Linked DNA regions of Homo sapiens: region 2 is linked to region 1. Evidence: read pairs that join two places in POLR2A ChIA-PET (ENCODE). Cell type or tissue: IMR-90. All regions are shown on one strand. Each heading gives the region's core, and the rest is flanking DNA. Links, peaks and the distances in the headings are about the cores only. Region 1 overlaps TXNDC11 (thioredoxin domain containing 11). Region 2 has its middle 5.0 kb from the start of ZC3H7A.

What was found. ChIA-PET counts read pairs that join two places held together with the same protein. Peaks named below come from ENCODE experiments on the same cell type or tissue, not always from the same donor. Only the 100,000 strongest peaks of a DNase experiment are listed, where the experiment ranks them.
Region 2: POLR2A ChIA-PET joins it to region 1 with 11 read pairs; 10 of 35 experiments call an interaction of 5 or more read pairs at or near these places.

What each region holds. Positions count from the first base shown.
Region 1 is chr16:11,717,533-11,720,454 of GRCh38, forward strand. All of the region lies in intron 5 of TXNDC11 (thioredoxin domain containing 11), which reads right to left. Among named protein-coding and RNA genes, the nearest start is that of TXNDC11, 24 kb to the right of the region's middle. In IMR-90, for the core only: no CTCF peak of the experiment used is centred there; no DNase peak of the experiment used is centred there; H3K27ac peaks cover 317 bases.
Region 2 is chr16:11,800,816-11,803,737 of GRCh38, forward strand. No RefSeq gene overlaps it. Among named protein-coding and RNA genes, the nearest start is that of ZC3H7A, 5.0 kb to the left of the region's middle. In IMR-90, for the core only: no CTCF peak of the experiment used is centred there; a DNase peak (open chromatin) is centred at 1,156; H3K4me3 peaks cover 166 bases; H3K27ac peaks cover 488 bases.

The sequences.
Region 1 (2,922 bases), core at 292-2,791:
TAACACAGGCTGGGCGCAGTGGCTCACGCCTGTAATCCCAGCACTTTGGGAGGCCGAAGCGGGCGGATCATGAGGTCAGGAGTTCAAGAACAGCCTGGCCAACATGGTGAAACCCCGTCTCTACTAAAAATACAAAAAATAAGCTGGGCGTGGTGGCAGGCGCCTGTAATCCCAGCTACTCGGGAGGCTGAGGCAGGAGAATCACCTGAACCTCGGAGGCAGAGGTTGCAGTGAGCAGAGATTTCGCCACTGCACTCCAGCCTGAACGACAGAGAGAGACTCTGTCTCAAAAAAAAAAAAGAAAGGCTAATACAATAATGGACAGAAATATGCACAAGAGTTCCTGTCCACAACACCTTAACAGGTGGACCAAGGTAAACTGACAGATCAGCACTGAGGCCGAGCCCTGGAGAAAAAAGGAAACAGTTAAAACAACAAGAGAAGGCAGTTACTATTAGAGTGCTGAGGTGGTAAGTGAATTTCCTTTCTTTTAATGTGTAAAAATAGCAAATGTTTGACAAGTTGCGTTAAGTGGGGGGTAAAGGACCACAGAACCCGATCTTATAACCCAAGCCTCGCATGCTGGGGGCCAGGAATAAGCTCTCCTCACAGCACACCCTACAGCCCTGTGATGCTTCAGACATGGTACTCTCGCAAATTATTTATGCACTGATGACCAGCTAGCTTCAAAAAACAAATGTAGAACTTTGAAGTGGCCTGGCTATTTCTAAGACAATTTAAAAAAAAATCATTAAGGCAGGGGAAAGGCATGTGTATTGTATAAATGCTGGTAGCCAGCTGAACCAAGGCATCTGCTTTCTACTACAACAGTCTAAACACTTCTTCAGTTCAGTTCTCTATAACTAAATGTTATATGTGTCAAATGTTTCTCCAGCCTTGATCTGTACATACAATCTAAACATGACATTGACCTAGAATTTAATTTGAAACTGTATCTTTTTTTTTTAAATGTGCATGTGTTTCTCCTACCTCTTACTGCACATCTGCTGTTAATAATAAGGAAAACACCATTTGACTTCAGGGTAGAAGAAAGGGAGAAAAACCCCAGATGCCCAAGGCAAGATTTACTTTAGGGAATCCTTCATAGTGCACATATTACAGAAAATCATCATTTCCAATTGTGTGAATTTAGCCACAAAAAAATGGGGTGAAAAGGATTAATTAGAATTAATTAATTAATTAATCTCAGCTCCTGCAAACTTGCATATGCAACAGAATTTTACAAGCTCCAACCAGAATCACAGGATAGGGAAGAGATGTAGAGAAAGTAAATCAGACCACATTTATTATGAAAACAACTAGCACATAAACTTGTCAAAATTAGTGATTTGACCAAGGAGGTTCATTTTGAACCTTTGAGTAATTTTTAACCATTTATCCCTTTCAACCTTATTTTATATCTATTTTATTTATCACTATTTACCCTTCTTTTGCTGAAAGAAAGGAGAAAAAGGCTGCTGCCTCTTATTAGAAGGGTATTCCTAAAAGGAACACCTTTTTAGAAACCTCTGAATGAAAAAATAATTTAAGATGAGTAATGTATTTCTAATACGGCATAGCAGCACACAATATAAGCCAATCAAATAACAAAACATGCTTCTACGACCTTGAAATGGCCTCTTCAGCTCACAAACTTGAATGCTACCATCACTTTAGTGAATGACTCTAGGTTACCCTTTTATATAGTCTTCATTAAGGTCTGTCTTCTGTGAAGGGCTTTATTTAATTTTCCATGAAGAGCTTTGAATGGATGCTTCTTAAGCTTATTTAAGCTGGCAGTATTTTGTTTCCAAAGTTCAAACTTCCATTTGCTAAGTCTGCTTAGTCACTTGAAACTGTGCAGCTCAAAGTCTTTCAATTAGACAGACATACTTATATGACAGCTTTTCTCCCCCTATGTCTCCCAGACAAACAATGTGAATATAGTAGATTCTCTGTCCATAAAACCTTCAAGGTATATATTAAAATTGCCAGTCATATAATTGTTTCATATATACTGTTTTAATATTCCAAAAATAAAAATAATAAAAGAATAGTTACATATTTTTGGTTGATCTCCTGGGGGAAGGTAATAGGGTCATTAATGTGATCACTTGCTTGGCAAAGACTGACTGAGACCCTGCTTTGTGCCAGGCTATACAGAAAGAACACTAACATGAGGAACATGGTCCCTACCCTCAGAAATCTTACAGTCTAGGGAAAAAGACATTAAATAAATCATCTTGTAACCACATACATAAATGCAAACTGTGTTAAGTGCTACAAAAAAACAACAGGGTACCCAAGTTAGACTGGGGTAGTGGTTTCAGTTATTTAATTGTGGAAGCGATATTTGGGCTGGGCCCTGACAGGTGGAGAACTGAGCCCTAGGGGTGGAGGCACATTCCAGGAAGAAGGACTAGCATATGCAAAGGCCACAGTCTGAGGAAGGAGAAGCGAGTGGATACCAGTTATGTGTCCACTGGTCTGGTCCAGGTGTGGGTGAAGGGGCGCAGACTGGAGTGGTAACAAAGGGGATGGAGACAAGCGAGCAGATGAGAATGGATCTGACACAAGTGACAAGCTGTGGAGTCAGGACTGAGAGAGAGCATACAACAACATAAAACAATTGGGAGAATATGACCTTTCACTTAAAAACCAGGACACCAAACAATATACAATTCAACTAAGTCAAAGAAAAATACAGATGTGAGAAGCTGGCAGTAGCCTATGCTGTAATGTGACATGCGTTTTATACCTATAAAAATACTTCTCAGAAGAAATGTATTGCTAAATTACAACCTATCTGACAGATAAAATAACCACTAAAAATGCTGACCAAAACTTTTAACTATACACACAAAAAAAGATTATGATGTAATAATTTTTTTTTTTTTTTTTGAGACAGAGTCTCGCTCTGTC
Region 2 (2,922 bases), core at 162-2,661, 83 kb after region 1:
TTGGTCAGGCTGGTCTTGAACTCCTGACCTCAGGTGATCCACCTACCTCGGCCTTCCAAAGTATTGGGATTACAGGCATGAGCCACCACGCCTGGCCCAAACCAGTTTCTTTTGTCCTATATTCTCAGCCCCTTGATAGTAGGTAGCACCCCTTAAATACTTCTGGAGTGGATGTCTCAAGCAAGCCTGAGGCTAAGATCTGATTAGAAGCGTGAGTAGGAGATATCCTAATGCAGTGGTGCATGTAGAAAAGAAAAAAGCCTGATGCGGTGGCTCCCGCCTGTAATCACAACACTGGGAGGCTGAGGTGGGCGGATCGCTTGAGGCCAGGAGTTCAAGACCTGCCTGGCCAACATGGCGGAACCACATCTGTACTAAAAATACAAAAATTAGCCAGGCGTTGTGGCGGGTGCCTGTAATCCCAGCTACTTGGAAGGCTGAGGCACTCATGCCACTGCACTCCAGCCTGGGTGACAGAGTGAGATTCCATCTCAAAAAAAAAAAAAAAAAAAAAAGCTCTTGTGATTGCATTGGGTCCACCTGGATAACCCAAGATGGTCTCTTCATCTCAAGATTGTAACTTAATCCCAATAGCAAACTCCCTTTTGCTAGGTAACAGGTTACTGGGGTCAGCATGTGGACATCTTTGGGGAACCATTATTCTGCCTACCACAGAGAGCAAAGTAAAGGACATCTGCGTATGGGTGTGCCTGCTTCCTGGAATCCCCATCTCCAGCCCTTGTTGAGGTGATGACACTCCCTATTCCCCCACCCCTGGTAGCACTAGGTGCTGTAGTGCTGAGGAAAATAGACTGACTCATTCCTCAGGCTTCCACTCTAGTGGGAGAAATTTTCAGTTTCTTCATTGGATATTACACTGACAAGTACACTCTCTAAGGACCTATTATGTGCCCCATGCCTGAGGGTACAAAGTTGGATAAGACAGGATTCCTGCCCTCACCCAGCCTACGGTCAGGTCAAGGATTCAGGCTGTGTTCATCAGTGATTCTAGGGGTGGCCAGGGTAGGCGGAGGAGTCTGTGGAGCCACCTAGGAGTGACCTCTTCATTCTCTCCAGAAATACTTACAGAGCACTTACTCTGTGCCAGATACTATTCTAAATTCATGGGATGTGTCAGTACAGAACAAAGATCACTATCCTAATGAAGTTTACATTCCAGGAGAGTGAAACAGACAACAATATAAGTAAATCATAGAGTATGTTAGAGGATGCTAAGTATTATGTTTAAAGAAAAAGCAGGGGTGGGCAGAAGCCGAGCACAGTGGCTCCACCTGTCATCCCAGCACTTTGGGAGACTGAGGCAGAAGTTCGAAACTACTTTGGGCACCATGGTGAGACAGTGTCGCTACAAACAAAAAAGGTGGGGAAAGGGGGAGACGTAGAAGCAACAGTACTTAAAGACACTGATATAGATGCCAGATTGAGAAGTATACAGGGTGGTTATCAATGAATGCTATGAAGATACCATAAAGGAGATGGTGACAGGCTATTCTGGGCACACTGCTTGTGGGGTAGCCCTGCTCTGCAAGAAGCGGGGTTTTGTTTTTTTTGTGTGTGTTTTTTTGGGAAAATTTAATTTTGGGCCAGACATGGTGGTTCATGCCTATAATCCCAGCACTTTGGGACGCTAAGGTGGGCAGATCACCTGAGGTCAGGAGTTTGAGACCAGCCTGGCCAACATGGCAAAACCTCGTCTCTACTAAAAATACAAAAATTAGCCAGGCATGGTGATGCGCACCTGTAATCCCAGCTACTCAGGGAGGCTGAGGCAGGAGAATCACTTGAACCTGGGAGGCGGTGGTTGCAGTGAGCTGAGATCACACCACTGCACTCCAGCCTGGGCGACAGAGTGAGACTCCCATCTCAAATAATAATTTTTTAATTAATTGAAGGAGATGATGGGGAAACCAAGTCATACAAAAGGGGTTGCAGAGTCATTCCTGTAGGGGTCCAGCCGGTAACCTAATGAGCCTGCCCAGGGGTCAGCGTAGACTCAGGAACACCCTGTCCACTCTAGCTAAGGTAACAACTGCTTCCCAGGCCTCTCTGTTCTTGCCATGTGGTCTACAAATGCAGTTTTGCCAGAAACTCCAGGCGTATTTCAAGATTAGCTAGAAATTGGGATTTTATTACAACAAATACTCTACTTTGAAAAGTTAATTAGTAGAAAAAAGAAACACTATGTAATACAAATAAGCCATGTCCATAGGCAGCAGTGAGCCCATGGGCCACCCACTTGCAACATCTGTCGTAAAAACTAAATAAGATATAGATAGATCTTAGGACAGACCTTCTAGATTCATTAATGGGAGTTATGATGTAGTCACCAGATACTGTAGTGAATGCCATAAAAAATACAGATGGGGTTAGGTGGGGTGGCTTATACCTGTAATCTCAGCACTTTGGGAGGCCGAGGGAGGTGAACCACTTGAGGTCAGGGGTTCGAGGCCAGCCTGGGAAACATGGTGAAATGCCGTCTCTACTATAAATACAAAAATTAGCTGGACGTGGTAGTGGGCGCCTGTAATTCCAGCTACTTAGGAGGCTGAGGTGAAAGAATCGCTTGAACCCAGGAGGCAGAGGTTGTAGTGAGCCGAGATCGACCCACTGCACTCCAGCCTGGGTGACAGAGCAAGACTTTGTCTCAAAAAATATACGTGTGTGTATATATATATATATATATATATATATATATATATATATATATATTTGTGTGTATATTGTGTATATACATATGTGTATACACACAAATATATTTGTGTATATATAAAAGATATATTTTGTGTATATTTTTTGGGGAGAGGGGGAAAAAAAGGAAGACAAAGTTATGACCAGACACCTGGTCTTTTTTTCTTCTCTGTCTCTCTTTTTTTTTTTTTTTTTTTTTTTTTTTAGAGACAG